Regions from separate parts of the Homo sapiens genome. Here region 1 is linked to region 2. The links are chromatin loops, found by intact Hi-C in ENCODE. Cell type or tissue: heart right ventricle. All regions are shown on one strand. Links, peaks and the distances in the headings refer to the core of each region. The heading gives the core; the rest is flanking DNA.

Region 1 (16,342 bases), core at 2,860-10,859, 130 kb before region 2:
ACAAACCTTCTGAACGGAGGGGAAATTTAGCCGGGCTGGTAATGTCACCAGGTAGTTTCTATTAAAGGAGCAGAAGGATTTCAGGGCAATAATGATTCATTCACTCGAAAAATCCAGCACTCTCCTAAGCGCTCAGCAAGTAGCAGTGAATTAGACAGACCAAGCCCCTGCCTTCCTTATGCACCTCATTTTCTACAAGAAGCAGAGGGGCAACGACTCAGTGCACAGTCTTCAACTTCCGCCATCAGGAGGCCCTCACCGAGCACACATGCCTAGAGCACCAAGGAGGAAATTAGGCCTATTTCAGAAAACAGGGCACATTTTAATATTTATCTTTTTTAAAGCTTCCTCTTCATGCGTCAGCCTCCCTCTCTGGGTAAAGGATCAGTGGAACCAAAGAAGAGAAAAAAGGAGGAGGAAATTAAGATAAACCAAAGTTGATCTCCCCATCTCCATATAAATGTTTGAGAAAGTTAGGCGAAGAAGCCGCTGCCCTAATAAACCAATTCTGACACCAAGCACTCACGGAAGTTCTTCTGCAATGGCTGGTGATAGGGCCAACATTCCTAGAAGGAGCTGAGCCCACATCTTTGTGGGTGAGACAGATTTTTCCAGGGTCAGGGGCAGAGATCGCTCCGCGTAGCTTTATATACTAATTCCAGGTAGGGTGTGCAGTGATGACTGATGCTATAGTCAGTCACCTCCTGGCACCTGGAACACAGGAGGACTGTGTTCCTCCTTCTGTAACCACCAGGTTAGGTGGTGGACCAGGGTAGGGCCACTATTCACTTCTTTAAAGTTGTTTCTGCCTGGAACATCCATACTGGTTCAGCCAGTTTTGGGGGAAAACCAGAGCTGAGTATTCATAATGGTAAAGCTCTCAGAACATATTTTGAACTCCTCCCTTTTTTTCTGGTCTCATTCCAATTCCTGTTCTCATTTAATGTCCTTATTTTCTTTTATTATTCAATTAAGGTGTAGTTGGGAACACGGGTATGAGAACAGTTTCAATAGAAAAGCAGTAAACTTGGCCGGTCACAGTGGCTCACGCCTGTAATCCCAGCACTTTGGGGGGTTGAGGTGGGCAGATCACCAGGTCAGGAGTTCAAGACCAGCCTGGCCAACATAGTGAAACCCTGTCTCTACTAAAAATACAAAGAAAAAAAAATCAGCTGGGCATAGTGGTGGGTGCCTATAGTCCCAGCTACTTGGGAGGCTGAGGCAGGAGAATCGCTTGAACCCGGGAGGTGGAGGTTGCAGTGAGCCGAGATCATGCCACTTTACTCCAGCGTGGGTGACACAACGAGACTCTGTCTCAAAAAAAAAAAAAATTAATACTACTCAGTATTGTTGTGACTGTATGGAAATAGGGACACACACAGTCCTAGAGAAAATAGAATGTGGATAACTTTCTCATGGCAATTTTGTAATACACACCAAAGCCTTTGAGATTTGCATATTCTTTCACTCAGCAACTCCTACTCTGGAAATGTTTCTTAATGAGGAAAAAAAGGACAGCATGCATGTATGCACAAGTGTAACACTGAGTTTTTTCACACTGTTCTTTCTTTTTTTTCTTTTCTTTATTTTTTATTTTTTTGAAGTAGAGTCTCACTTTATCACCCAGGCTGGAGTGCAGTGGCACAATCTCAGCCCACTGCAGCTTTGACCTCCTGGGCTCAAGCGATCCTCCCACCTCCACCTCCTGAGTAGCTGGGACCACAGGTAGGCACCAACACTCCTGGCTAATTGTTTTGTATTTTTAATAGAGACAGGGTTTCACCATGTTGCCCAGGCTAGTCTCGAACTCCTGAGCTCCAGGGACCACCTCAGCCTCCCAAAGTGCTGGGATTACAGGTATGAGCCACCGTGCCCAGCCCACAGTGTTCTTTATGATGGTAATACTTAGAAGTCACCTAAAATATAAATTAGTCTAAGTGCAGTGGCTCATGCCTATAATCCCAGCTTTTGGGAGTCAGAAGCTGGAGGATTGCTTGAGCCCAAGAGTTTGAGACCAGCCTGGGCAACATAGTGAGACCCCGTTTTGTAACCACCCAATGGATTCACCTTGCTTGCTGCCTAGACAGAGCCGATTTATCAAGACAGGGGAACTGCAATGGCAAAAGAGTAATTCACGCAGAGCCGGCTGTGTGGGAGACTGGAGTTTTATTATTACTTAAATCCTTGAGCCTTCGTGGATCAGAGTTTTTAAAGATAATTTGGCAGGTAGGGGCTTGGGAAGTGGGGAGTGCTGATTGCTCAGGTTGGAGATGGAATCATAGAGGGTCGAAGTTAGATTTTCTTAATGTCTTCTGTTCCTGGGTGAGATGGCAGAACTGGTTGGGCCAGATGACTGGTCTGTGTGGTGTCAGCTGATCCCATGGAGTGCAGGGCCTGCAAAATAACTCAATTACTGATCTTAGGTTTTACAGCAGTGATGTTATCCCCAGGAGCAATTTGGGGAGGTTCAGACTCTTGGAGCCAGAGGCTGCATGACCTCTAAACTGTAATTTCTTTTTTTTTTTTTTTGAGACAGAGTCTGGCTCTACCGCCCAGGCTGAAGTGCAATGGCGCGATCTCGGCTCACTGCAAGCTCCGCCTCCCGGGTTCACGCCATTCTCCTGCCTCAGCCTCCCGAGTAGCTGGGACTACAGGCGCCCGCCACCACGCCCGGCTAATTTTTTGTATTTTTAGTAGAGACGGGGTTTCACCGTGTCAGCCAGGATGGTCTCGATCTCCTGACCTCGTGATCCGCCCGCCTTGGCCTCCCAAAGTGCTGGGATTACAGGCGCGAGCCACTGCACCCGGCCTCTAAACTGTAATTTCTAATCTTGTAGCTAATCTGTTAGTCCTACAAAGGCAGACTGGACCCCGGGCAAGAAGGGGGTCTTTTTGGGAAAGGGCTGTTATCAATTTTGTTTCAGAGTCAAACCATGAACTGAATTCCTTCCCAAAGTTACTTCGGCCTATGCCCAGGAATAAACAAGGACAGCTTAAGGGTTAGAAGCAAGATAGAGTCGGTTAGGTCTGACTTCTTGCACTGTCATAATTTCCTGTTACAATTTTGCAAAGGCAGTTTCAGTCTGTATAAAACATTTCTTTAAAATTAGCTGAGTGTGGTGGTGCACGCCTGTAGTCCCAGCTACTCTGGAGGCTGAGATGGTAGGATTTGCTTGAGCCCAGGGGTTCAAGGCTGCAATGAGCCATGATAGCACCACTGCACTCCAGCCTGGGCAACAGTGAGAACTTGTCTCATAAAATAAAATAATAAAATAGATTAGCCAGGATGCTCTCTGGGACCAATGATCATCCTATATCAAACCAGCCTAAACAAAAAAGTGTTTTTGGTAACTGGAATGGATCCAACAGGAAGAATGAGCTTATGGAACCAGAGCACCTTGAAAAACTTGACAGCCCAGGAGTGGAGACGTGGTGCAGCCAGGGCCGACTCCTCCCAGTCCTTCTCTCTTGTGTACTTGTCTCTGATTGGTTCATTTTCTCCTACTGCACACAAGCTTTTCTTCAAGTCGTAGGGAGGACGGCAGCTGGGAGCCCTCAAGCCATATTCGTTCAGCTCCACGACCCCAACTGACAAAATTTTTCACCTATGTTATAGAAATTCCCGAAGAAGGACTGTGTTCCTCCCTCTCTCGCTGGCTCACCTCTGAATCAGTCACTGTAGTCAGGAGGGTATGATAGGCAGGGCCTGGGTCATTCTCCCACCTAAAGGCCAGGGTGATGGGGTACTGTGATTGGCCACCCCTTTAGAACCACAGGGAGTTGGGGAGGGGAAATTGTTCAAAGAAATCACTACAGTAGGAAAAGTGTTGGTGTAAAGAGCTGCAAACATAAAACATTAAGTCTATTACAATGCCCCATAAAGAGTTCGGTTGAATAAACTGTCATGTTAATATAAAGCAATACTCTGCTGCCATTAAAAATAATGTTTTCATGATAAGGGGAATTATTTGCAATGCTAATTGAAAGGGGTTGGGGCTGGTGCAGCGGCTCACACCTGTAATCCCAGCACTTTGGGAGGCCGATCCGTAGGAGCTCGAGACCAGCCTAGTCAACATGGCGAAACCCTGTCTCTCCCAAAAATACAAAAATTAGCCAGGCATGGTGGTGGGCGCCTATAATCTCAGCTACTCGGGAGGCTGAGGCAGGAAAATCACTTGAACTGGGGAGGTGGAGGCTGCAGTGAGCTGAGAGCATAACATTGCACTCCAGCCTGGGCAACAAGAGTGAAATTCCGTCTCAAAAAAAAAAAAAAAAAGAAAAGAAAGGGGTTGGGGAAAGTGATACAAAACGACATGTGGCAAGTTCCACTTTAACTTGGAATTTGAAAGGCTAGAAAGAGTGTGGCTTGGTGGCTCGAGCCTGTGATCTCAACACTTTGGGAAGGCAAGGTGGGAGGGTTGTTTGAGGCCAGGAGTTCGAGATCAACCTGGGCAGTATAGTAAGACCCCATCTCTACCAAAAAAAAAAATTAAAAGTTAGCTAGGTGTGGTGTCACATGCCCAGCTACTTGGGAGGCTGAGGCAGGAAGATCACTAGAGCCCAGGACTTCAAGTCTGCAGTGAGCCATGATTGTGCCACTGCACTCCAGCCTGGGCAACAGAGCAAGACCCTGTCTCTAAGAATAAAAAATAAAAATAAGCTGGAAAGTGCATTGCCCCCTCTCTGACAATATGAAAAAGCCAGACAAACTGCAAAATCACTTTTCTTAAACCAAAAGTTGAACCTAAATGCTGAGCTGGGCCGGGGGCGGTGGCTCACGTCTGTAATCCCAGCACTTTGGGAGGCTGAGGCAAGCAGATCACAAGGTCAGGAGTTCGAGACCCGCCTGGCCAATATGGTGAAACCCTGTCTTTACTAAAAATACAAAAAAATTAGCCAGGCATGGTGGTGCATGCCTGTAATCCCAGCTACTCGGGAGGCTGAGGCAGGAGAATTGCTTGAACCCAGGAGGTGGAGGTTGCAGTGAGCTGAGATCACGCCATTGCACTCCAGCCTGAGTGACAGAGCAAGACTCCATCACAAAACAAAACAAAAGAAAACAAAACAGCTGAGCTGAGGTTGCAGGTAAGCTAAGTAGCCTGAAATTCAAGGACATGCAATCCTCATGAGCAGAGACCAGATGGGTGGAGTGTCTCATCAGTGCCAGAGTATGGGAGGTATTTAGGCCATCATACAAGCATGCAAGAAGAAAGCAGCTACATTTTTCATAAATTGCTAGAGGCCTAGTGCAGACTAGAGTGACTATAAGGAGCCTCTGGGTGTCACAGAAGCAAGGAGGGCTTTACTTACCCACAGGCTCCTTTCCATGACCTCTACCAGGTGTTCACAGGAAATACTGGGGGCCAAGTGGGAGACTACAAAGAGCCCCCTCAGTACTATGGGCATCAAGGACCGTATTTGCTATCATTGCAGAAAAGGCCCCAGCTGCCCATGCTCCTCTCTCGAAAGCCTTAAGACCCTGGGGAGGACTGGCAAATACTGTTGCTCCCAGGGCACAGGTGTTACCAAGGGAAGAGCAGGGAGGACCCTAGTCCGAGGGAGGGACAAGGAGCAATTGTGAGCCCAGAGTTCTAAGCTAATACTTTTAGAGGTCTCCTGAAACTGAAGGAGGAGCACAAAAAAATCTTTCCCACCCAAGACCAGCCACAAATTCAAAGCAGGGTTTGGCAGCCTGGCATAAGGAGTGGGGCAGAAATACTCATCCCCCAGGGCCCAGGCATATAAACCTACCTAAGATAGAAGATGAAGAGGGCAACAGAGAAGCACCCTGTCCCCTCACCATTACCCGAGCAAGAGCACCAAGTAACTAAGCAGTCCGCCACTGGCAGAGGGCATGAACGTGCAGAGAGACGACCTCTGTGGGGTCTGCTGTGTGGTGTACAGAGGAGAACGAGAGCTGAGGGTGGGGCACAAACACTGAGAAATAGCCAGCACTCCAGATGCCACCCTAAGCATAAGGCATCACAAAAGGAATTTGAAGCCTATGATGTACCGAAAGTAAACTTGGCAATTACAAAACCTGCACAGTTCACCTTTTAACTAGATTAACTCAATCCACCAAGCTAACTGCCTGAGAAGAGGTGTGTCCATTTCTAGTCACAAATACTATTTATTTAAATCTCTCCTGTTCTACACAAGATGTTTGGCAATCAATGAAAAATTACAAGTTGTATCAAAAGAAGAAGAAGATGACAACAACATCCTGTGAAGATACAAAGTAATCAATGGAACCAGGCTCAGAGCTGCCCTCCATGTTATAATAAAAGAGAGAGACTTTAAAATGCCCAGGAGTCATATGTCAAAGGAGCTCATGAAAAAAAAAAAAGGACAACAGACATGAGGAGATGGTGTCAGGGGTGGATTTCAAAAGAAAGGTGGAAGTGATCGACTTCCTGAAATACTAAACATGACAGACTTTATAGAAGTTTCAAAAATAAGATATGCAATATCAGGCCAGGAACAGTAGCTGAAGCCTATTAATCCCAGCACTTTGGGAGGCCAAGGCAAAAAGATCACTTGAGCCCAGGAGTGTGAGACCAGCCTAGGTAACATAGTGAGGAGACTTTGTGTCTATGTAAGATAAAGACATTAGCTAGGTGTGGTGACTTATATCTGTAGTCCCAGCTACTTGGGAGGCTGAGGTGGGAGAATTACTTGAGCCCAGGAGGCCAAGGTCGCAAGCAAGCTGAGATCGCACCACTACACTCCAGCCTGGGCAACAGAACAAAATCCTGTCTCAAAAAAAAAAAAAAAAAAAAAAGAAAATGCTGTATCAGAGATGAGCAGCTCCTTCTTCAGGCTCATTAATAACCTTGACAATACGAATATAGCTGAGGAAATAATCGATTGCCTTGAAGTTAGGTCAATAGAAATTACCCAAACAAACACAACAAGAAAAAAGAGTGAAAATCATTTGAATTCTTTTCAAATAATTTGAATTTTTATAGCACTTGAATTATCTTCAAGTGCTATAAAACAATATCAAATGGCTTAGCATACATATTATCAGAATCTTAGAAGGAGAAACGAGAAAGAACAAGCAGAAGACATGTTTGAAGAGACAAGAAATGAGAATTTTCCAAAAATAATGAAACACATCAAAGAATAGATTCAAGAATTATAAACAATTTCTCCATGTTTCCCCTAATTCACACACACTAGGCACATACATACATGCACGCACCGTCTCTTGGTTAGGTTGTAAAATTGTGATGGTCTCTGGAGGCTCTGTTTGATTTGGACACAGGGAAAACCAGTATATTCAATTGAGTTTTGGGTCACTCTACCACTCTACATAAACTCCATAAACTTTTTTTTTTTGAGACAGGATCTCGCTCTGTCACCCACCCTGGAGTACGGTGGCGTGATCTCAGCTCACTGCAACTTCCACCTCCCAGGTTCAAGAGATTCTCCTGCCTCAGCCTCCTGAGTAGCAGGGATTACAGGTGCGCGCCACCATGCTGGGGTAATTTTTGTATTTTTAGTAGAGACAGGGTTTCACCATGGCCTCCCAAAGTGTTGGGATGACCGGCATGAGCCACTGCGGTCTTGTTTTCCTTGGTTCCCATCACTCTTCCTGCTAAGAGCAATCGCCCAGGTCTGTGAACACCCACTCCTCCGTAGATGGTGAGTGCCCCTCCAGCTAGAGCTGCTGACTCCCTTTACCACTTCCATCAGTCAAATCGGCCCACCAGTGATTTTTATCTCTTCTGATCCATTTTAAAATCTATTTAAATGCAGCTATCAGTCTGATAACCTGTCTGGAATTTGGTGGGAGGAAATGTCCAGGGTTTAATAATCTCCCAAAGTTAGGCTGCATAAAACCCTACTGTTGACATCTCATGTGGTGCATATGGGCGAAACGGAGCCGTGTGGAAGGCTATTCTGTAAAGGGGTTAGCGTGCTTGGATTTGCTCTGGGTATCAGAATCCTGACTTGAGACTTTTAGCTTAGATAGACACCATAATATGTTACTTCGAAGGCTTCTTACACTTGGACCTTTATTGTAAATAATAGAAGTATTTCTGGAGTAAGAATTACATCAATTATATATTATCATGTTATGCTACATATTAGGCATAACATATATATATATATATATATATATATATATATATATATATATATAGTTTTTGTTTGTTTTTTGAGACAGAGTTTCACTCTTGTTGCTCAGGCTGGAGTTCAATGGCACGATCTCAGCTCACGACAACCTCCGCCTCCTGGGTTCAAGTGATTATCCTGCCTCAGCCTCCCAAGTAGCTGGGATTACAGGCGCCCCCCCACCACCCCCGGCTAATTTTTTTTGTATTTTTAGTAGAGACAGGGTTTCACCATGTTGGTCAGGCTGGTCTCGAATTCCTGACATCAGGTAATCTATCCACCTCGGCCTCCCAAAGTGCTGGGATTACAGGTGTGAGACACCACGCCCGGCCTATAATATATATTTTTTAATTATTATCCAAGGGTGCTGACATAAATTTCCAATTTATTCGTGCCAAAAAATTAGTGATGATAACTGCCAATCAGTACAGCTAAAGAAAATGTTTTCATTCTGGTGTATTTGGAAGTCTTCTGTCTTTATATTATCCCAGCCTTCCTCACTCATTTCTGTGTATTTTATACTTTGTTTCACACCATTCTGCTCAAGGGTATTATTTTCGCATTTCCATATTATTTCTATTTTTCACAGGTAGTCTTTGGTCTTACATCTGTGAACATCTTCTTTGACTATTTTGCTTTTCCACGAAGGGCTTTCCAAAAACTATTAGCCCACTTTACTTGGTAACCTCCCAGGAGACAGCTTAGTCCTGTCTGCTAAGGGATGCTATTCTCAGCAAGTCAGTTTTCTGCTCTCCTCACTGCAAGGGAGGCCAGAGGAGAAGAGCCTGTTTCTGTTCCACCCAGGACTGTTGATTTGAGGTTCTACCTCCAGAGAGCATGGGGCTAATCAAACCAAGACACAACACTAAGGAAAAGAAAAGAAAGAACAAGCAGAAGCTGGGGCCACTCCTTGCTTGCCACTGTCTCCTCCCTCCTTCTTACTAATTATAGGCTTCACTCTGTTCCTTTTTCAAATGTATTCAAGTGAATATGCAATGTACCAAAGTTTGCATATGAATGCATCAGGGAAAATAAGGGTGCTACCCAACCCCACCCATGCTTAGACAGCACATAAACCAACATTTGGCTTCCTAAAGTCAGAAATGACAGAAAACTGAAAGTTCAAAGAGGGAAAAAAGAAACATGGAGATCACATGCTCAGATTATACCTAGGGGGAAAAACCTTTTTTTTCCAACAAATATTTATTGAACACTGCTATGGGATAAATTGTATCCCCCTCAAAATTTATATGTTGAAGTCCTAACTCCTAGGATCTCCGAGTGTGACTTAATTTGGAAATAGGGTCCAGCCTGCCCTGGAGATATTGGACTTGCCAGCCTCCACAATCATGTGAGCCAATTATAAATCTCTCAGGGTGTGGGGCAGGCCCTGCCCCACACCCTGAGAGATTTAAAAAATAATATATATAAACAAGCCGGGTGCAGTAGCTCACACCTGTAATCCCAGCACTTTTGGGAGGCCGAGGTGGGCGGATCACCTGAGGTTGGGAGTTTGAGACCAGCCTGACCAACATGGAGAAACCCCGTCTCTACTAAAAAAATACAAAATTAGCCGGGTGTGGTAGCACATGCCTGTAATCCCAGCTACTAGGGAGGCTGAGGCAGGAGAATCGCTTGAACCTGGGAGGCAGAGGTTGCAGTGAGCCGAGATCGTGCCACTACTCCAGCCTGGGCAACAAGAGCAAAACTCCATCTCAAAAAAAAATAAACAAGCAAAGTATATACATATATACAAACTATATACATACACATATATAGTTTGTTTCATGTGCGTCCGTGTGAAGAGACCACCAAACGGGATTTGTGTAAGCAATAAAGCTTTTAATCACCTGGGTGCAGGTGGGCTGAGTCCGAAAAGAGAGTCAGTGAAGGGAGATGGGGTGGGGTCGTTTTATAGGATTCGGGTAGGTAAAGGAAAATTACAGTCAAAGAGGGGTTGTTCTCTGGCGGGCAGAGTGGGGGTCACAAGGTGCTCAGTAGGGGAGCTTTTGAGCCAGGATGAGCCAGGAGAAGGAATTTCACAAGACAATGTCATCAGTTAAGGCAGGAACCGGCCATCTGGATGTGTACGTGCAGGCCACAGGAGATATGATGGCTTAGCTTGGGCTCAGAGGCCTGACAGCTTGTATATATATACATATATATAATACATAATATATGTATTATATAATTTATATAATACAAAATATGTGTATTATATAATGTATTATATAATACACATATATGTATTATATATGTATAATACATATATGTGTATTATATATGTATAATACACATCATATATAATATATATAATATTATATGACACATATATATAATATATGTGTATTATATATGTATATATAACACATATATAATGTATTATATAATACAATATATAATGTATTATACAATGTATTATATAATATATAGTGTATTATATAATACATATATAATGTATTACATAATACATATATAATGTATTATATATGTGTATTATATAATACATTATATATGTATTATGTAATGTATTATATAATACATAATATATACTACATATATAATACTATATACATATAATATTATACACATATATGTATATAGTTTGTATATGTGTATACAGTTTGCTTGTTTTTTATTGGAAGAAACCTGACTGTGCAAACCTTCAGCATGTTAGACACTATAGGAACCATATGTGAAGGTGTTTTCTTTGACTTCAAGGGAAACATTTCAGAACGTAAGATATTCACATATGAAAAGTCCAGTAACAAAATACTAAAGAAATGCTACTTAATAACATATGACTGAGTCCCTAATATGTGCTACTGATGATAAATATGACTCATTTTCAAAGACTATAAGCTGGGTTACAGTTGTCAGAAAAAGTTTAATGGCATGTAAATCAGCAAGCAACTGAGAAGTTTCAGGGACCCTCTTTCATCCAGATGTTTCTTATTCTTTATCCTTCTTACTCTTCTAACTTTAAATCCTTCTTACTCTTGTAACTTTAAATCTTTCAAAGAAACAGAAATCTCTCTTTCTTCTTTGAAGGACAGGGTCCTTCTCCCTTAGTCCTAGCCGTATCATTTCCTCTCTGAGACACTGCCTTGTCTATACTAAGCCATTTTTCTGATTTTTCTGAATTAGATGGTATTATTTTGGGGGATGGGAGAGAGGAGGAGAAGTAGTAGAACAGATGGAAGTGCTTCCTGTAAAGTATAAACTGTTTCAGAAAAAGAAATCTTTTTTTTTTTTAAATGAGACAGAGTCTCGCTGTGTCGCCCAGGCTGGAGTGCAGTGGCGGGATCTCAGCTCACTGCCAGCTCCGCCTCCCGGGTTTTCCTGCCTCAGCCTCCTGAGTAGCTGGGACTACAGGCGCCCGCCACTGCGCCCGGCTAATTTTTTGTATTTTTTAGTACAGACGGAGTTTCACCGTGTTAGCCAGGATGGTCTTGATCTCCTGACCTTGTGATCCGCCCTCCTGGGCCTCCCAAAGTGCTGGGATTACAGGCGTGAGCCACCGCACCCAGCCAGAAAAAGAAATCTATGAAAGGGTTGATGGGAGAAAGGAACAAAAGGTTTCCTTAAAATTCAGCAATATCTGGCACATAGTAAGCATTCAATACATTTTTGTTGACTGCCTTAAAAGAATAAGTGGGAAATAAATTTTTCAAAACTAGATATTTAGATAAAGCTACATAATATCACCAATCACTATCTTTTTCCTGTGGTAATAAGATGTTAGATTTACTAGACAAATATTTTATTTTATTTTTTTCTTTCTTTTTTTTTTTTCTTGAGACAGAGTCTTGCCCTGTCACCCAGGCTGGAGTGCAATGGCAAGATCTCAGCTCACTGCAACCTCCACCTCCCAGGTTCAAGCGATTCTCCTGCCTCAGCCTCTCAAGTACCTGGGATTACAATGGTTTAATCTCAGCTCACTGCAACCTCTGCCTCTTGGGTTCAAGCGATTCTCCTGCCTCAGCTTCCTGAGTAGCTGGGATTACAGGCGCACAACCACCATGCCTGGCTAATTTTGTATTTTTAATAGAGACAGGGTTTCTCCATGTTGGTCAGGCTGGTCTCGAACACCCGACCTCAGGTGATCTGTCTGCCTCGGCCTTCCAAAATGCTAGGATTACAGGTGTGAGCCACTGATCACGAGGTCAGGAGTTTGAGACCAGCCTGGCCAAGATGGTGAAACCCCGTCTCTACTAAAAAATACAAAAATTAGCTGGGCACGGTGCAGGCGCCTGTAATCCCAGCTACTCAGGAGGCTGAGGCAGGAGAATCATTTGAACCTGGGAGGCAGAGATTGCAGTGAGCCGAGATGGTGCCACTGCCCTCTAGTCTGGGCAACAGAGCAAGGCTCCGTCTCAAGAAAAAAAAAAAAGATAGGGATCAAGCGACTTGAACTATGAGAAGCAGGACCTGATATTAAGTTTAGCTTGAAATACTCCAAAAACATGATTTCAAAGGGCAAACATGTCGAACAGAAGAATTTCAGGAGTTTAGATGTGTACTTGGAAAATACTATTCCTTTCATGCGCGTCCGTGTGAAGAGACCACCAAACAGGCTTTGTGTGAGCAATAAAGCTTTTAATCACCTGGGTGCAGGTGGGCTGAGTCCGAAGAGAGTCAGCAAAGGGAGATAGGGGTGGGGCCGTTTTATAGGATTTGGGTAGGTAAAGGAAAATTACAGTCAAAGGGCAGTTGTTCTCTGGCGGGCAGAGTGGGGGTCACAAGGTGCTCAGTAGGGGAGCCTTTGAGCCAGGATGAGCCAGGAGAAGGAATTTCACAAGACAATGTCATCAGTTAAGGCAGGAACAGGCCATTTTCATTTCTTTTGTGGTGGAATGTCATCAGTTAAAGCAGGAACCCGTCATCTGGATGTGTACGTGCAGGCCACAGGGGATACGGTGGCTTAGCTTGGGCTCAGAGGCCTGACATTCCTGTCTTATATTAATAAGAAAAATAAAACGAAATAGTGGTAAAGTGTTGGGATGATGAAAATTTTGGATGAGGGTATGGAGAGATAATGGGCGATGTTTCTCAGGGCTGCTTCGTGCGGGATTGGGGCGGCGTGGGAACCTAAAGTGGGAGCGATTAAGCTGAAGGGAGATTTTGTGGTAAGGGGTGATATTGTGGGATTGTTAGAAGAAACATTTGTCATTTAGAATTATTGGTGATGGCCTGGATACAGTTTTGTATGAATTGAAAAACTAAATGGAATAAAAGAAGGAGAAAAACAGGTATTAAAGGACTAAGAATTGGGAGGACCTAGGACATCTCATTAGAGAGTGCCTAAGAAGGTTCAGCATAGCCTTGCCAGCAAAGATTATTTATTTACTTTAAGAGTTAAGAGTGGCGGTTTGGGGATAGCACCAGGAGATATCAGCTGTGATGGCTTGGAGAAACAGTGTAAACTGGCAGTGTAAACAAGAGCAGGGCATGTATGAGTAGTTGAGAACGCTGAATAAGAGTATGACTAGACAGAAGATAGTAGGGATGACAGGTTTTTGGGGGCACAGTCTAAGTTGGTCTGGTGTCTGGAAGGAGACTGGGGCCTAATAAAAAGGAGCGTCTATACAGGAGCTTAAATGGGCTGTACCTTGTAGCATTCTGAGGACAGGCCTGAATTCTGAGAAGCGAAAGTGGTAAAAGTATTGTCCAGTCCTTTTTGAGTTGGTGGCTGAGCTTCGTGAGGTGTGTTTTTAATAGACCATTAGTCTGTCACTGGATACTAAGAGCCTGAAAAAAGGCTTGGCTGATTTGACTAATAAAGGCTCGTCTGTTATCAGACTGTATTGAGGTGGGAAGGCTAAACTGAAGAATTATGTCTGACAGAAGGGAAGAAATGACTGTGGTGGCCTTCTCAGACCCTGTAGGAAAGGACTCTGCTTATCCAGTGAAAGTGTCTACCTAGACTAAGAGGCATTTTAGTTATCTTACTCGGGGCATGTTGAGTAAAGCTAATTTGCCAGTCCTGGGTGGGGGCAAATCCTTGAGCTTGATGTGTAGGGAAGGGAGGGGGCCTGAATAATCCCTGAGGAGTAGTAGAATAGCAGATGGAACACTGAGAAGTTATTTCTTTGAGGATAGATTTCCACAATGGAAAGGAAATGAGAGGTTCTAAGAGGCGGGCTAGTGGCTTGTACTATAGCATAGCCTGCCTTTGCTGGTGTGTGGCGATTAGGCCTGGTGGAACCGCCATCAATAAACTAAGTGTGATCAGGGTGAGAAACAGGGAAGAAGGAAATGTGGGGAAATGGGGTGAACGTCAGGTGGATCAGAGAGATGCAGTCATGGGGGTCAGGTGTGGTATCAGGAATAATGTGGGAGGCCGGACTGAAGTCCGGGCCAGGAACAATGGTAATTGTGGGACTTAACAAAGAGTAAGCACAGCTGAAGGAGCCCGGGAGCAGAAAGTATATGCGTCAGGTGTGGGTCAGAAAATAGATTTTGGAAATTATGAGAGCTGTAGAGAGTGAGTTGAGCATAGTTTGTGATTTTGAGGGCCTCTAAAAGTATTAAAGCAGCAGCAGCCGCTGCATGCAGACATGAGGGCTAGGCTAAAACAGTAAGGTCAAGTTGTTTGGACAGAAAGGCTACAGGGTGTGGTCCTGTCTCTTGTGTAAGAATTCTGACTGCGCTAACCATGCCTAGGAAGGAAAGGAGTTGTTGTTTTGTAAGGGATTGAAGTTTGGGAGATTAATCGGACATGATCAGCAGGGAGAGCACGTGTGTTTTTATGAGAATTATGCCGAGATAGGTAACAGATGAGGATGAAATTTGGGCTTGACTGAAGTAATGGGGGCTGTCTACTAAGCCTTGCAGCAGTACAGCCTAGGTAATTTGCTGAGCCTAATGGGTGTCAGGGTCAGTCTAAGTGAAAGCGAAGAGAGGCTGGGACGAGAGGTGCAGGGGAATAGTGAAAAAAGCATCTTTAAGATCAAGCACGGAACAGTGAGTTGTGGAGGAAGGTATTGAGGACAAAAGAGTGTACGGGTTGGGCAGCACAGGGTGGATAGGCAAAACAATTTGGCTGATAAGGCGCAGATCCTGAACTAATCTGTAAGACTTGTCCAGTTTTCGGACAGGTAAAATGGGGGAATTGTAAGGAGAGTTTATAGGTTTTAGAAGCCCATGCTGTAGCAGGCGAGTGATAACAGGCTTTAATCCTTTTAAAGCGTGCTGTGGGATGGGATATTGGCGTTGAGCGGGGTAAGGGTGATTAGGTTTTAATGAGATGGTAACGGCCATGTGATCGGTTGCCAGGGAAGTAGAGATGTCCCATACTTGTGGGTTAAGGTGGGGGGATATGAGAGGAAGACGCGAAGGAGGCTTTGGGTTGGGGAGAGGGGCAGCAATGAGATGTGGCTGTAGCCCAGGAATAGTCAGGGAAGCAGATAATTTGGTTAAAATATCTTGGCCTAATAAGGGAACTGGGCAGGTGGGGATAACTAAAAAAGAGTGCATAAGAGTGTTGTCCTAGTTGGCACCAGAGTGGGGGAGTTTTCAGGGGTTTAGAAGCCTGGCCGTCAATACCCACAACAGTTATGGAGGCAAGGGAAACAGGCCCTTGAAAAGAAGGTAATGTGGAGTGGGTAGCCTCCGTATTGACTAAGGGGACAGACTTAACTTCCACTGTGAGAGTTACCCGAAGCTCGGCATCCGTGATGGTCTACGGAGCTTCCGAGGCAATCGGGCAGCGTCAGTCTTCAGCTGCTAAGCCGAGAAGGAGTCAGTCAGACAGCCTTGGGCCAGAGTTCCAGGGGCTCTGGGAGCGGCTGCCAGGTGAGTTGAACAGTCTGATTTCCAATGGGGTCCTGCACAGATGGGACACGGCTTAGGAGGAATCCTGGGCTGCAGGCATTCCTTGGCCTGGTGGTCAGATTTCTGGCACTTGTACAAGCTCCTGCCGGAGGAGGTTCTGGAGGAATGCCTGGACACTGTGGTTCAGGCATTTGGAAGTTCTTGTGTGCTGGAGATGTGGCTGGGGTTTGTCTCACAGTGGAGGCAAAGAATTGCAACTTTTTTCTATTATTGTACACCTTGAAGGCAAGGTTAATTAAATCCTGTTGTGGGGTTTGAGGGCTGGAATTTAATTTTTGGAGTTTTATTTAATGTCGGGAGCAGATTGGGTAATAAAATGTATATTGAGAATAAGACGGCCTTTTGACCTTTTAGGGTCTAGGGCTGTAAAGCGTCTCAGGGTTGC
Region 2 (16,342 bases), core at 2,892-10,891:
TTAATCCCTGGATCAAAACTTTCATTATGCTCAACAGCCCTCCTTTAACAACAACAAGTTTTTTTAATTATATAAAAACAGTAATGCTCATTTCTGAATAATTGTTAAGGTTTAAAAATCCTCTGGTATAACCAAAATATACCTGTAATATACATTATTTCAAGATAAACCATCCAGAAAGAAATGGGGGAGACTAAGAACTATGTCACTGGAGTACCAGGAGAACTAAAAGTATGCAGTGCCTATATCTGAAAGAATGTGTTGTTTTTCTTTCTGCTCTTCTTCAAAATTTTCCTTTCTAAGAAAATAATTTCTATTATTTATCTTCTGTTTTCTCATTCCCCTTTCCCTAAATCTCGCTTTTCTTGTCTCTTATTGTAACAGCTTCTGTTTCCCTCTCATGTTGCCCCCATATTTTCTTCTAAATTCTGACTTTGTTGTGTCTTGGCTTAATCTGCCAGACTTCCACTAAACTTTCAGAGCTGGAATCAGAACAGTGCATTTGGCAAAAAGCCACACATACCACACAACCACAAACAAGCACTCTGGCTGCAAGATCTTTTCAACAATCCACTCCCGTTTCTTGCAGTCAGCAATTCATACAGGTTCATACATGATCTGAAATAAGCAACACATACATTCTCATACATTTCACATGCACATGGCCTCTGCAGTCAGCTCACAAAGACACAATGTCTGCAGAAAGGTCTTGCAGCATACACAGGCAGTGCATTCTCCACCCCTTTCATAAGCTCTTCCTGAATGGCTGTTTCTTCTAGACACCTCCTCCCCTCATGCTGCCTGGCAATGACTCCCCTCCTTTTCCTGCAGTTCTCCAAGTCCTAACTGCAGTGCCATCCATCACTCTCCCAACAGATCCCCAGGCAAAGCAATTGTTTCTTGAAGCTCTCCCAGGTCACCTGCTTTTTTTTTTTTTTTTTTTTTCTTCCTGACTTGGAACTTGCTCTAGCAAAAGGACTGTCAGAACAGATTCTCCTTCTGGAACACAATAATGTAGGCTGGTCCCCAGTACCCTGACTCCCTAATTTGTTCCTACAGATTTTAATTTTGACATGGATGGCTTAGGGAGAAAGCAGAAAGGAAGGAAAAAGAGAAGAAAACAGAAAGGAAGAAAGGAAGGAGGGGAGCCCTGGTAGAAATTTCATTTTGTCCAGGGCAACTTGGGGACTTACAAAGGAAAGACGAGAGAGCAGAGGCAGAGAGAGGAAATGGAGCAAGAAGTGTGAAAATAAAAGGAGAAACAAAGAAAAGAGGAAAAAGTATGAAAAATAAGTTGTAACATTTCTCTGGAGCTTTTTGTTTCAGAAGTGACCACAGAAGGAGGATGGAGATACTAAGAAAAAGTTAACAGGAGAAACAGTAATGAAGAGGAAAATCCTTTGATGAGGTTGTATGTTTTGAAATGTCCTAAAAAGACAAAATCATCATCACAAATATCTGCCACAAGGGAGATTTAAACTCCTAATTTGAAAGTACTCATGATGCTTAGAGAGGAAGCACATTTGAATTTTACTTAGATTATTTGCCCAAATATTACAGTATTTGAGACACATACTAAAAAAATTATATTGTTTATCTGAAATTCACAGTAAACGGATCATCCTGTGTTTATCTGGCAATCATGCCCTCGGGGGATTCAGGTACATACTCAAATTTGAGAAATACTGGTATGAAGTAAGAAAGCCTGCATTTAATGAGATCATCTGAATCAGAATCACTTGAAGGTGGTCGCCAAGTACGTATTCTTACCCCACCACAGACACACCAGATTGAAATCCTTAGAGAAAGAGCTGAAGATTCTTCATTTTGTTATACATTGATGATTCTGATGCACTAAAGTTCATAATCGCTGATTTCTCCATAATTCCTGTGTGGCGCCCTCTCCAAATCTGCATAGGATTGAACACTGCAGCTATATATATGCAGCTGTCTATATAGCATTAACTTTTTAAAAGTCAGTGGAGGCCGGGTGTGGTGGCTCACACCTGTAATCCCAGCAATTTGGGAGGCCTAGGCGGGCGGATTACGAGGTCAGGAGATCGACACCGTCCTGGATAACACGGTGAAACCCCGACTCTACTAAAAATACAAAAAAAAATTAGCCGGGCGTGGTGGCGGGCGCCTGTAGTCCCAGCTACTTGCGAGGCTGAGGCAGGAGAATGGCATGAATCCGGGAGGCGGAGCTTGCAGTGAGCCGAGATCGCGCCACTGCACTCCAGCCTGGGCAACAGAGCGAGACTCCGTCTCAAAAACGAAAGAAAACCCTGAATAAAAAAAAAAAAAAGAAAAGAAAAAAGAAAATAGCTGGTCATGGTGTCACGCGTCTGTGGTGGGGAGGCGGAAGTGGGAGAATTGCTTGAGCCTGGAAGGCGAAGGTTGCAGAGATCGGGCTACTGCACTCCACCCTGGGTGACAGAGTGAGACTCCGTCTCCAAAAAGGAAAGGAAAGGAAATGAGAGGAGAGGAGAGGAGGGGAGGGGAGGGAAGGGGGAGAGGGCTCGGTGGCTCACACCTGTAATGTAATCCCAGCACTATGGGAGGGCAAGGTGGGTGGATCAGTGGATCAGCTGAGGTCAGGAGTTCGAGAGCAGCCTAGCCAACATGGTGAAACCCTGTCTCTACTAAAAACACAAAAATTAGTCCGGGCGCGGTGGCTCATGCCTGTAATCCCAGCACTTTGGAAGACCGAGGTGGGCGGATCACAAGGTCAAGAGCTCGAGACCATCCAGGCCAATATGGTGAAACCCCGTCTCTACTGAAAATACAAAAATTAGCCGGGCGTGGTGGTGGGCGCTTGTAGTCCCAGCTACTCGGGAGGCCGAGGCAGGAGAATCGCTGGAACCTGGGAGGTGGAGGTTGCAGTGAGCCGAGATTGCCCCACAGCACTCCAGCCTGGGAGACAGAGCGAGACTCTGTCTCAAAAAAGAATAAAAAATAGCTGGGCGTAGTGGCACACACCTGTAGTTCCAGCTACTTGGGAAGCTGAGGCAAGAGAATCACTTGAACCGGAAGGCGGAGGTTGCAGTGAGCCGAGATTTCGCCACAGCACTCCAGCCTGGGCTCCAGATTCCATCTCAAAAAAAAAAAGTAAGAAATGAAAGAGCAGGCATCACTGCAAATCCTATGGATATTAAAGTATCTGTCATAAATAAAGATGTAAAAATCCTCAAAATATTAGCAAACGGAATGCAACAATTTAATAAAAAGAATTATATACCACAACCAAGGCAGACTCAATATTTGAAAAATCAATTAATGCAATCCATCGCATCAACAGACTAAAGAAATATCACATGATCATACCAATAGATGCTGAACGAGCATGTGACAAAATCCAACACCCATTCATGATCAAACAAAACAAAACAACAAAGAAACCTCTCAGCATTTTGAAATGAAGTATGGGATAAAAATAAAAACTCTCCAAAGACTGAAAATAAAGAGGAACTTCCTCAACTGCTTAAAGAACATCTACAAAGAAACTACAGCTAACATCATGTTGGTGAGAAACTGGAAGCTTTCCCACTAAGACAAAGGACCAAGGCAAGCATGGCTTCTTTTACTACTTTCAATACTGAAAGTTCTAGCTAGTGCAACAAGACATGAAAAGGAAATAAAATGTGTACAGATTGAGAAGGAAGAAATAAAACTCTGTTCGCAGATGACATGATTGCCTATATAAAAAATCTAAGAGAATTTACAAAAAAGCTCCTGAAACTAATAAGCAATTCTAGCACAATTGCAGGATAAAAGGTTTACATACAAAAATTAATTGCTTTCCTATATATCAGTGATGAGCAAGTGTAATTTGAAATAAACACAGGCTGGGTGCGGTTGCTCACGCCTGTAATCCCACCACTTTGGAAGGCCGAGGTGAGCAGACTGCCTGAGCTCAGGAGTTCAAGACTAGCCTAGACAACGTGGTGAAACCCCGTCTCTACAAAACATACAAAAAAACTAGCTGGGCGTGGTGGCATGCACGTGTAGTCCCAGCTACTTAGGAGACCGAGGTGAGAGAATCACTTGAACCTGGGAGGTTGCAGTGAGCCGAGACTGTGCCACTGCCCTCCAGCCTGGGCAACAGGGTGAGACTCTGTCTCAAAAAATAAAAGTGCTGGAACAACTGGACATTTACATGAAAAAAAGAAAAAGAATCTACACAGTAGACACAGACCTTACACACTTCACAAAAATTTACTCAAAATGGATCACAGACCTATATGCAAAATGCAAAAGATACCACTCCTAAAAGATAACATAGGAGTAAATTTAGGCCGGGTGTGATGGCTCATGCCTGTAATCCCAACACTTTGGGAGGCGGGGGCGGGTGGATCACTGGAGCTCAGGAATTCCAGACCACCCTGGCCAACATAGTGAAAGCCCAGCTCTACTAAAAATACAAAAATTAGTTGGGTGTGGTGGCGTGTGCCTGTAGTCACAGTTACTCGGGAGGCTGAGGAAGGAGAATCGCTTGAACCGGGAGGCAGAGGTTGCAGTGAGCAGAGATGGTGCCACTGCACTCCAGCCTGGGTGGCAGAGCGAGACTCCATCTAAAAAAAAAAAAGAGAAAATTTAGATGACCTTCAGTATGGCAATAACTTTTTAGATACGACACCAAAGGCATAATCCTTTGAAAGAACTTAGAGATAATTGAGAACTCAAATTCATAATTTGACTTCATCAAAATTACAAACATTGGTGGGGCGCAGTGGCTCAAGCCTATAATCCCAGCACTTTGGGAAGCCGAGGGGGGTGGTTCACTTGAGGTCAGGAGTTTGAGACCAGCCTGGCCAACATGGTGAAACTCCACCTCTACTAAAAATACAAAAATTAGCTGGGTGTGGTGGCAGGCGCCTTTAAGTTCAGCTACTTGGGAAGCTGAGGCAGGAGAATTGCTTGAACCCGGGAGGTGGAGGTAGCAGTGAGCCGAGATCGTGCCACCACACTCTAGCCTGGGCGGCAGGAGCGAGACTCTGTCTCAAACAAACAAACAAAAAACCAAAATTACAAGCATCTACTTTGCTAAAGAGAATGTCAAGAGAATGAGAAGACAAGCCAGACCGGGAACAAATATTTGCAAAAGACACTTCTGGAAAAGGCATATTATTTAAAATAATACAAGAACAATTAAAAACAACAATTTAACCTAAATTTTTAAAATGGGCAAAATATCTGAACAGAAACCACATCAAAGATATACAGATGGCAAATGGGCATATGGAAAGGTGCTGCACATTATATGTTATTGGGGGCATAAAAATTAAAACATAAGATACCACTATGCCCCTATTAGATTGGCCAAAATTCAGAACACGGACACCACCAAATGCTGGGGAGGCTGTGAAGCAACAGAAACTCCATTCATTGCTGGTAGAACATAAAATGGGACAGCCACTTTGGAAGACAGATTGGTGGTTTCTTACAAAACTAAACATACTCTTACCATATGATCCAGCAATCATACTCCTTGGTATTCATCCATAGGAGAGGAAACTTAGTGCCCACACAAAAACCTGCACATGAATGTTTATAGCAGCTTTATTCATAATTGCCAAAACTTGTGGGCAATCAAGACGTCCTTCAGTAGATGAAGGAATAAATAAACTGTGGTATATTCAGACAATGGGATATTAATCAGCAATAAAAAGAAATGACCTATCAGGCCTCCAAAAGACATGGAGGAACCTTAAGAGCATATTACTAAGTGGAAGAAGTCAATCTGAAAAGTCCACATACTGTATGATTCTAACTATATGACATTCAGGAAAAACCCAAAACTATGGAGATGTTAAAAAGATCAGTAGTTGCAGGCCGGGCGCGGTAGCTCACGCCTATAATCCCAGCACTTTGGGAGGCTGAGGCCGGCGGATCACCTGAGGTCAGAGTAAGACACCAGCCTGACCAACATGGAGAAACCTCGTTTCTTTTTTTTTTTTTTTTTAATTTATTTATTTTTATTTTTATTTTTTTTTGAGGCGGAATCTCGCTCCCTCCCCCCCGGCGGGGCTGCAGTGGCGCGATCTCGGCTCACTGCCAGCTCCGCCTCCCGGGTTCACGCCGTTCTCCTGCCTCAGCCTCCCGAGTAGCTGGGACTACAGGCGCCCGCCACCACGCCCGGCTAATTTTTGGTGTTCTTAGTAGAGTCAGGGTTTCACCGTGTTAGCCAGGATGGTCTCGATCTCCTGACCTCGTTATCCGCCCGCCTCGGCCTCCCAAAGTGCTGGGATTACAGGCGTGAGCCACCGCACCCGGCCATTTCCCAGTAAATTCTTGACTCCTTGACTGACTCATCATTTTAAAATATCAGTACTCAACGCAGTGCCTGGCATTGAGAAGGAAACCGACTATAAATGAAGTACAGGTCTTAGTTATTAGGAGCCTTTCATCCTGTCAGGCATAGTTCAATATTCTTGCTACATGAACTATATTAGCAACCAACGGGAAGTGTAAACCCCTTGGAAAGAAAAGCAGTTCGACGACAAGACTCTGGAGGTTATTTGTTGCCCTCTCGTGTCCCGATTTAGGAACTACATGTTCTTCCCTCCACTTTGAAGAATTCTGATTCCTTTAATTTTATGTGTTTTTTAATGCATGTATTGTAAGAAATACACTTGTTTCTTTACACCCTCACACAGAACACTTTTGACACCAGATGTGCGAGTTTTTTTCCCCACACTGACCTATTCTCCAACACCAGCTGGGTGTCCTACAATCCAACTCAATACTGACACTATCTACCTGCAGTCAATGTCAGATCCCACAAGTTTAGAGCTGAGTCCCACAAGACTGCTCCCACCCAGATGCCAGTTGAAAGTCCCGGTACTTCCGACTGACCAGCTATAAATTTGGGGGTTCCCATGACCTTCTCCTTGAGTTCCATCATTTGCTAGAATGCCTCACAGAATTCAGGAAAACATATTACTTACCAGTTGATTATGGAAGATGAACAGCCAGGTAAAGAGGTCTGCAAGAGTCCTGAGCACAGACAGGGGCTTCTGTCCCTGAGTTAGAGTACACCACCCTCCTAGCAGGTGGAAGCAGCCCACGAATCCATAAACCCGGAAGCTCATCAAGACCCACTGTTCATGAGTTTTTATAGAGCTTTATTTCCAGCCCCCTCTCCAGCCTGCTTCCCGAAGGTCAGTGGGTGGGGCTGATAGTTCCAGTCCTCTTATCCCTTGGTCTTTACGTGAGCAGTTTCATCCGGAATAGGAGCCACACCTTACGTCATGCATTAACGTAGCACAAGTTCAGGTGTGACTGATGGTTACGCAACATCAGGGGCTTGTTGTGAATAACAAAAGACACTCTTATCACTCAGGAAATTCCAAGGATTTTAAGATCTCTGTGACAGGAACCAGGCCCAAAGACCAAATGTATTTCTTATTATACCACACTTATTCAACATATTTTTTTTTTGTACAATTGTTTGTTTACATTGGCAGCAGCCCTCAAAGCACTGGTATATGAAGACCAGAACCGCCAGACACAGTGGCTCATGTCTGTAATCCTAGTACTTTGGGAGGCGGAGGAGGGTGGATCGCTTGAGCTCAGGAATTTGAGACCAGCCTAAGAATGGTGTCCCTATGCTATGGTGAAACCCCATCTCTACAAAAATTAGCTGGGCGTGGTGGTATGGACCTATAGTCCCAGCTACTTGGGAGGCTGAGGTGGGAGGATCATTTGAGCCCAAGATTGTGCCACTGCACTTCTGCCTGGGTGACAAAGTGAGACCCTGTCTCAAAAAAAAAAAAAAGACCAGACCTGAAGAACAGCAGCTCTGACCCCAGGAACAAGGGGCTTGTAATACACAATGCTTCATTGTAAGTTTGTTTCCTTTAGATGGATCTTTTAGATGTAGCACACAAAACTTTTTAGAAGACCTTTCCGTAATAGATGAAGGTCAAGGTCACACATTAAAATCTGCCGTAATTGGCATTTTGCTGGGAATGAGAGTCCCTGGCTGTCTCAGGAAGATCTCTAGCGACGCTTTTCATCTTAACTGAATGAGGCAGTGCCCTCTGCAGTCCAATAACTTCAATGCCTGAACCCAGACAGTATAGCGGTGTTACAGGAAAGGGGTCCCCATCCAAACCCCCGGAGAGGGTTTTTGGATCTCGCGCAAGAAAGAATTCAGGGCGAGTCCACAGTGCAAAGCAAAAGCAAGTTTATCAAGAAAGTAAAGGAATAAAAGAATGGCTACTCCAAAGACAGAGCAGCCCCGAGGGTGACTGGTTGCCCAATTTTATGGTTATTTCTTGATGCTATGCTAAATAAGGGGTGGCTGGCTGGGCGCGGTGGCTCACGCCTGTAATCCCAGCACTTTGGGAGGCTGAGGCAGGCGGATCACGAGGTCAGGAGATGGAGACCATCCTGGCTAACATGGTGAAACCCCGTCTCTACTAAAAATACAAAAAAAGATTAGCCGGGCGTGGTGGCGGGCGCCTGTAGTCCCCAGCTACTCGGGAGGCTGAGGCAGGAGAACGGCGTGAGCCTGGGAGGCGGAACTTGCAGTGAGCCGAGATCGCGCCACTGCGCTCCAGCGTGGGCATCAGAGTGAGACTGTCTCAAAAAAAAAAATAAGGCGTGGCTTATTTATGCCTTCCCTTTTTTTGACATATAGGGTAACTTCCTGATGTTGTTATGGCGTTTGTAAACTGTCATGGTGTTGGTGGGAGTGTAGCAGTGAGGAGTACCAGAGGTCACTCTCATGTCCATTTTGGTTTTGGTAGGTTTTGGCTGGCTTCTTTACTGCAACCTGTTTTATCAGCAAGGTCTTTATGACCTGTATTTTGTACTGACCTCCTGTCTCATCCTGTGACTTACAATGCCTTAACCATCTGGGAATGTAGACCCGTAGGTTTCAACCTCATTTACCCAGCTCCTATTCAAGATGGAGTTGCTCTGGTTCACATGCCTCTGACAGCAGGATGACTCGCAGGCTTCGCTCAGGCCTCACCTCATCTTTCACTAGTTGCTGTGAGAAGAAATCTTTTTCTTGGTTTTTAAATATGAATACAAGACCTTATTGTTCGTGGTCTAAAAGAGAATACATAGTAGATAAGAGGCCGTGCATCACTTGGACTGTGTGAAGAAGGCAAGGATTTGCTGTGCTACCTCTTGTCCAAAAAGCTGCTTGAGTTCTCAGATGGAATCATTACTCAGTTCCTGGGTACTTGGAAACTTCTGAAGCAAAAGGAAGGCTTTAACTTTTCCAACTCCTGGAATCTGCTGCACATTTCAAAGAAGGAATGGGCTGGGCGCACTGGCTCATGCCTGTAATCCCAGCACTTTGGGAGGCCCACACGGGCGGATTACTTGAAGTCAGGAGTTCAAGACCAGCCTGGCCAAAATGGTGAAACCCCATCTCTACTAAAAATACAAAAATTAGTCAGGCACGTGGTGGTGGTGGCGGGTGCCTGTAATCCCAGCTCCTCAGGAGGCTGAGGCAGGAGAATCACTTGAACCGAGAGGGGGAGGTTGCAGTGAGCCAAGATCATGCCACCACTGCACTCCAGCCTGGATGACAAAGTGAGACTCCGTCTCAAAACAAAAACAAAAACAAAGAATAAATGGCTCAGAAAACAGAGCCCCTTTCTTCCTGAGAAATGATTTTTCCAGAGCTCTTTGGTTTGCTCTTCAATTCACCGGATGGTGAGGCAGGATGCTTCCATCTGGCTGGCCATCCCAAGGTAAAGCACAGTGAACTTCTGTATGGCTGGAAAGTATTGCTCACTCAAATGAGTTTTTTCAACGAATACAACCCCTTGAAGATTACTGGAATTCCTAACCTGACCAAGCCTCTTCATGTAGCTATTATCTGGCTACTGAATCATCTTCAGTGACATAAAGAATGCAGAATCTGCTAAATAGGTAAAAATCTGATGTCAGATCATCCTGAAAAATGAGCTTAATTTTCCTTTGCATCCCCTGCACCAGCTGGAATCCATGCCATTTCTCAGTGACCACAATGAGGGAAATGCAAGACAGAACTTGAACAGTCTCTCCTGAACACAGCCCCGCATTCCAGAAGTTAGGGCCTCTGGCAGCATCTTGTCTGCAGAGCATTCTTTCAAAGACTGAAATTATTTGCCAATGTCTTAGACATAAGAAAGACCACTGGGCGCAGTGGCTCATGCCTGTAATCCCAGCACTTTGGGAGGCCGAGACAGGCGGATCACCTGAAGTCGGGAGTTCGAGACCAGCCTGACAAACATGGAGAAACCCCGTCTCTATTAAAAACAAAATTAGCAGAGCGTGGTGGTGCATGCCTGTAATGCCAGCTACTCGGGAGGCTGAGGCAGGAGAATCGCTTGAACCCGGGAGGCGGAGGATGCGGTGAGCCAAGATCTCACCATTGCACCCCAGCCTGGGCAACGAGAGCGAAACTCCATCTCAAAAAAAAAAAGAAAAGAAAAAAAGAAAGACCGGCCAGGTGTGGCGGCTCACACTTGTAATCCTAGCACTTTGGGAGGCCAACGTGCGAGGATCACTTGAGTCCAAGAGTTCGAGACCAGCCTGGGTAACATAGTGGGACCCTGTCTCTATTTTTAAATTAAAAAAAAATTTTTAATTAAAAAAAAGAAAAATAAGAAAGACTTCTGAGCTTTTGAAGAACTGCAAGTAATTCAGTATGGCTAAAAAACAAGGGGCAAGGCTGGGTTTGTGAGCATGGTGGTTTACACCTGTAATCCCAGCACTTTGGGAGGCTAAGGTGAGCTGATTGTTGAGTCCAAGAGTTTGAGACCAGCCTGGGAAACATGGCAAGATGCTGTCTCTACAAAAATAAATAAATAAATAAATAAATAAATATAATAAAAATAAATTAGCCAGGCATGGTGGCGCATGCCTGTAGTCCCAGTTACTTGGGAAGCTGAGGTGGGAGGATCACCTGAGCCCAGGAGGTGGAGGTTCCAGTGAGCCGAGACTGTGCCACTGCACTCCAGCTTGGGTAACAGAGTGAGACCCTGTCTCAAAAAAAGAAGAAAAAAAAAAAGGGCAAAGGTTCTGGGGTGGGTGGGTTGGAGCTCTGATGACACAACATAAAAATATTATGAATAGCTATGTATGTCATGCTAAGGAGTTTCGTCCGCATCCTAAGGATAATGAAGAGTCTTTATAGTTTTTAAGCCAGGGAATGACTTAATCAGATTAGTGCTAAAGAGATTACTCTGGCTGCTTTGTATCACAAAGATGGGGAAGTGTGGATGGGAACTGGGGGATCACTTAGGACTCTGTTAAGAGTAATGACTGAACAGAGCTGAAGCCGTGTGGAAAGAATAGAGGATGGATGGATTTGAACAATATTAAGGAGGTAGGCTCAATGGGATTTTGGTGATTAAGGGTGTGGTGTGTGTGATAAAGGGTGTGGTGTATGTGCTGGGACTCAAGTTAGGCAAAGAGAGAAACTGAGGAAAATGAGGATGATTCACACATATTTCAACTGTGTAACTTAGTAGATCATGGCACCAGTTTAGCTGAGGGTGGGGGTGCACTGTGCGGGAAGATGACAATTCTGTCCCAGACATGTTGAGCTATTAGGGATTTAGCTTGCTCAACATTTATCCACACTTTTTCCTTGAGCTTTTCCTGTACTACAGGTGGTGGAAAACGAAAAACTACATATTCAAGACTCTCCTACAGCTAGAGTTTGAATGTGATTTAGATTCCAGACTGTATACCCTAGAATGAGACTTGAATTAAAAACCAAGCTCAGTGAGAACAGCAGCAAGGAGTGAGCATCTGATTTCTTGGTGTGGACTATAGCACGGCCAGGGTGGCTCTCATGCCCGAGTGGTGACATTCCAATTTTGGAAGGTGGCCCCTAGATGGTGGAGAAGCAATAGAGTCCCTTGGTAGTCACTCCTGGGGGCTCAGACTAGAGTGTTTCTTTAGCTTTTCCCCTTCCTGAGTCGGTTTCCTGTAATTAAAGCCTGTCTGACTCAAGGTGCCTATGGGATGTTCAAACAATGATGTGCTATTGCATATTCAGACTTAGAGTTGAGGACATAGATATGTAAAAATAAATATAATTTAAAAGCTGTTGGGCTGCATGTGGTCGCTCACACCTGTAATCCTAGCACTTTGGGAAGCCGAGGCGGGTGGACCACTTGAGGCCAGGCGTTCAAGACCAGCCTGGCAAACATGGTGAAACCCCGTGTCTACTAAAAATACAAAAATTAGTCAGGTGTGGTGGTGCACACCCGTAGTCCTGGCTACTCAGGAGGCTGAGGCAGGAGAATCACTTGAACCCGGGAGGCAGAGGTTGCAGTGAGCCGAGATTATGCCACTGCACTCCAGCCTGGGCAACAGAGCAAGACTCTGTCTCAAAAAAAAAAAAAAAAAAAAAAAAAAAAAAAAAAGCTGTTGGGGGTTGAGCACAGTGGCTCACTCCTATAATCCTAGTACTTTGGGAGGCCAAGACTGGGGGATCACTCAAGCTCAGGAGCTCGAGACCAGCCCAGGTAACATGGTGAAAACCTGTCTCTACAAAAAATACAAAAAATTAGCTGAGTGTGGTGGTATACGCTTGTGGTCCCAGCTACTGGGAGAGCTGAGGTGGGAGGATAGCTTGAGCCCAGGAGGTCGAGGCTGCAGTGAGCCAAGATCACGCTACTGCACTCCAGCCTGGGTGACAAAGTGAGACCCTGTCTCAAAAAGAAAAGCTGTTGGAACCCCCCAAAACATTTAAACCTTGACAGAGATGAGATTGATCTGAGTCACATATGGCTATAGCATGTTTCTCAGATTATAGATTAACTTGTTTTCTTATTTTTCTTGTCCTGCACAATGACTAGAGAAAATTTAACGACGTCAGGGACAAAAACCTCCTGCCTTCTTAATTAATGACCTTTGTTACAGATTAACTTTTTCTTTGTTGTTCTGCCTTGCTTAGACCAGATGACAGAAAACCCATGACTATTACACTTCCGTTAAAAAAAAAAAAAAAGAAAAACAAGAAAACAACTATATGTACTCTCCCAAAAAGAAACACTTTTATAACCAATCAGTTTGCTATAACTATGTGCCAACCTTGTCTAAAAAAAGTTGTAATCCTGCTAAAGGCTCCTCTGTCTATATAAATGAACCCTTAACTTCCTGACTTCACAAAGCTGACTTCCTTCTTTTGGAGTTGATGTTTCCACTCTTTGTACCAGAATAAACTGTTTTGAAATTAGATCTTGACCCTTTTGATTATTTTAGGTGATAGATAGAGGTTAGACTGAAGCATAGATCTGGGAGAATAAACCAATAGATGGTAAATGAAGAGTTGGGAGTGGATTAAGGAGAGGGAGAAAGTACAGTAAAAAGAGAGGTGGCCGGGCCAAAACCTTGAAAACCAGCACTTAAGAGTAAACAGAAGAAGAAGAAAAAAGAAATGTAAAAGAACAGTAGAGAGGTGTTAAGAGGAAGACAAGGACTGTGATATTATAGATGTCAAGAGGAGGGGACATTTCAAAAGTAGGGACTGGTCAGCAATGACTAATGTTTCAGAAAATAAGAAAATAAGACTGAAATGTGTCTGTATTATTCAGCAACAAAGAGGTTCTTCTGTGACAGCTTTTCTTAAAATTGTGAGAAAAGGGCCAGGTGTGGTGGCTTACGCCTATAATCCCAGCATTTTGAGGCCAAAGTGGGTGGATCACCTGAGGTTGGGAGTTCAAGACCAGCCTGGCCAACATGGTGAAACCCTGTCTCTACTAAAATACAAAAATTAGCTGGGTGTGGTGGCAGGCACCTGTAATCCCGGCTACTCGGGAGGCTGAGGCAGGAGAATTGCTTGAACCCAGGAGGTGGAGGTTGCAGTGAGCCAAGATCGTGCCATTGCACTCCAGCCTGGGAGACAGAGCCAGACTCCCTCTCAAAAAAAAAAAAAAAAAAGAATTGTGACAAAAGGCTGGACGCAGTGGCTCATGACTGTAATTCTAGTACTTTGAAAGGCTGAGGTGGGCAGATCACTTGAGGTGAGGAGTTCGAGACCAGCCTGGCCAACATGGTGAAACCCCATCTCTACTAAAAACACAAAAATTAGTTGGGCATGGTGTCACATGCCTCTAATCCCAGCTACTTGGGAGGCTCAGGCAGGAGAATTGCTTGAATGTGAGAGGCAGAGGTTGCAGTGAACTGAGATATCGCCACTGCACTCCAGCCTAGGCAACAGGGCGAGACGCCGGACCCCTGGTCCCATAAAAAAGGAAAAAAAAAGGGCTGGGCGCGGTGGCTCACGCCTATAATCCCAGCACTTTGGGAGGCCGAGGCAGGCGGATCACAAGGTCAGGAGATCGAGACCATCCTGGCAAACACGGTGAAACCCCATCTCTACTAAAAATACAAAAAAATTAGCAGGGCGTGGTGGCGGGCACTTGTAGTCCCAGCTACTCGGGAGGCTGAGCCAGGAGAATGGCATGAGCCCGGGAGGTGGAGCTTGCAGTGAGCCGAGATCAGGCCACTGCACTCCAGCCTGGGCAATGGAGCGAGACTCCGTCTCAAAAAAAAAAAAAAAAGGAAAAAAAAAAAAAAAAGAATTGTGAGAAGAGGTGAGTTAGGCTTCAGGGAAAGGGCAAAATGTAAATGTTGACTATCTGACACTTAACCCTAGTCTGTTAAAACGATGAGGCTTAACTTCAGAGATGCTGTGGAGGACTAAAGATGACTGCATGTTTGTTTTTTGCCACTCTTCCCAGTAAAAGGTGGAGTTTATTTCTCTTTCCCTTAAATTGGAACCGACCCTGTGGCTTATTTGAACCAACAGAACATGGTGGGGACTTCTGAGACTGTGCCTTAGGAGATGTGATGTTTCTTCACATACTCTCTCAACCCATGATTGTGCTGTCAGAAGGCCAAGTGAGGCCGGGTGCGGTGGCTCACTCCTGTAATCCCAGCACTTTGGGAGGCCAAAGCGGGCGGATCACCTGAGGTCAGGAATTCGAGACTAGTCTGGCCAACATGGTGAAACCCCATCTCTACTAAAAAATACAAACATTAGCCAGGCATGGTGGCACGCACCTGTAGTCCCAGCTACTGGGGAGGCTAAGGTAGAAGAATTTCTTGAACCTGGGAGGCAGAGGTTGCAGTGAGCCAAGATTGTAACACTGCACTCCAGCCTGAGTGACAGAGCAAGACTCCATCTCAAAAAAAAAAAAAGAAGCTCGAGTGAGTTGAGTTGGTGGAGATACTACATGGAAGATAACTGAGGCTTCTGCCAACAACCCTATTTGGGATTCCCACTGGCAGCTAGCACCAACTAGCCATTCAGCCATCCCCGCAGCCCAGCTAACACTATGTAAAGCAGAATTCCTGCCTGATCAACACACAAAATCAAGAAAAATAATCATTATTGTTGTTTTAGTCACTAAGTTTTTGGTGTAGTTTGTTAAATAGCACCATTCAGGGAGTTGAGGAGAATGCTCTTCAAATGGAAAGGTATCAGTGATTCACGAAAACTTGTCAGTAAGGAGTATTTGAAAGACCAGCACTGTACCTCTACCTGTCACTGCTCTCAGCATAGCTCTGTCACTGTATTAGGCTGTTCTTGCATTACTCTAAAGAAATACCCGGTCAGAGGCCAGGCATGGTGGCTCAGGCCTGTAATCCCAGCACTTTGGGAGGCCAAGGCAGGTAGATCACCTGAGGTCAGGAGTTCAAGACTAGCCTGGCTAACATGGTGAAACCCTGTCTCTACTAAAAATACAAAAATTAGCTGGGCATGGTGGCGGGCACCTGTAATTCCAGCTACTCAGGAGGCTGAAGCATGAAAATCTCTTGAACCCGGGAGGTGGAGGTTGCAGTGAGTCAAGATGGCACCACTTAACTCTAAGACTGGGTAATTTATAGACAAAAGAGGTTTAATTGGCTTATGATTCCACAGGCTATACAGGAAGCATAGCGGCATCTGCTTTTGGTGAGAACTCAGGAAGCTTTTACTCATGACGGAAGGCAAAGCAAGGGCAGGCCATTCACATGGTGAAAGCAGGAGCACGGGGAGGCGGGGAGGTAGCACACTTCCAAACAACCAGATCTCATGAGAACTGATATGGTTTGGTTGTGTCCCCACCCAAATCTCACCTTCAATTGCATCTTCCAGAATTCCCATGTGTCATGGGAGGGACTCAGGGGGAGGTAATTGTATCATGGGGGGGTCATCTTTCCCATGCTATTCTCGTGGTAGTGATTAAGTCTCATGAGATCTGATGGGTTTATCGGGGGTTTCCACTTTTGCTTCTTCCTCATTCTCTCTTGCTGCTGCCATGTAAGAAGTGCCTTTCTCCTCCCGATTCTAAGGTCTCCCCAGCCATGTGAAACTGTAAGTTCAATTAAACCT

Evidence for each region. Hi-C counts contacts between places; a loop is a spot of excess contacts. Peaks named below come from ENCODE experiments on the same cell type or tissue, not always from the same donor. Only the 100,000 strongest peaks of a DNase experiment are listed, where the experiment ranks them.
Region 1: it touches region 2 in a loop (7-fold over the local background); 73 of 110 quality-filtered maps call a loop at or near these places.

What each region holds. Positions count from the first base shown.
Region 1 is chr12:8,806,898-8,823,239 of GRCh38, reverse strand. All of the region lies in intron 1 of A2ML1-AS1 (A2ML1 antisense RNA 1), which reads left to right. It overlaps A2ML1 (alpha-2-macroglobulin like 1), which reads right to left and starts at 619. Exons shown (of 36, transcript NM_144670.6): 1 at 527-619; 2 at 1-58. The coding sequence starts at 588. RefSeq lists a silencer at 3,573-3,867 and enhancers at 8,287-8,813, 11,700-12,441, 12,442-13,182, 16,134-16,342. In heart right ventricle, for the core only: no CTCF peak of the experiment used is centred there; no DNase peak of the experiment used is centred there.
Region 2 is chr12:8,672,424-8,688,765 of GRCh38, reverse strand. It overlaps a transcript of RIMKLB not described here and the pseudogene LOC101060064. Among named protein-coding and RNA genes, the nearest start is that of RIMKLB, 17 kb to the left of the region's middle. In heart right ventricle, for the core only: CTCF peaks have their summits at 6,534 (motif pointing left), 7,849 and 8,052 (motif pointing left); DNase peaks (open chromatin) are centred at 6,515 and 7,155; H3K4me3 peaks cover 985 bases; H3K27ac peaks cover 1,807 bases.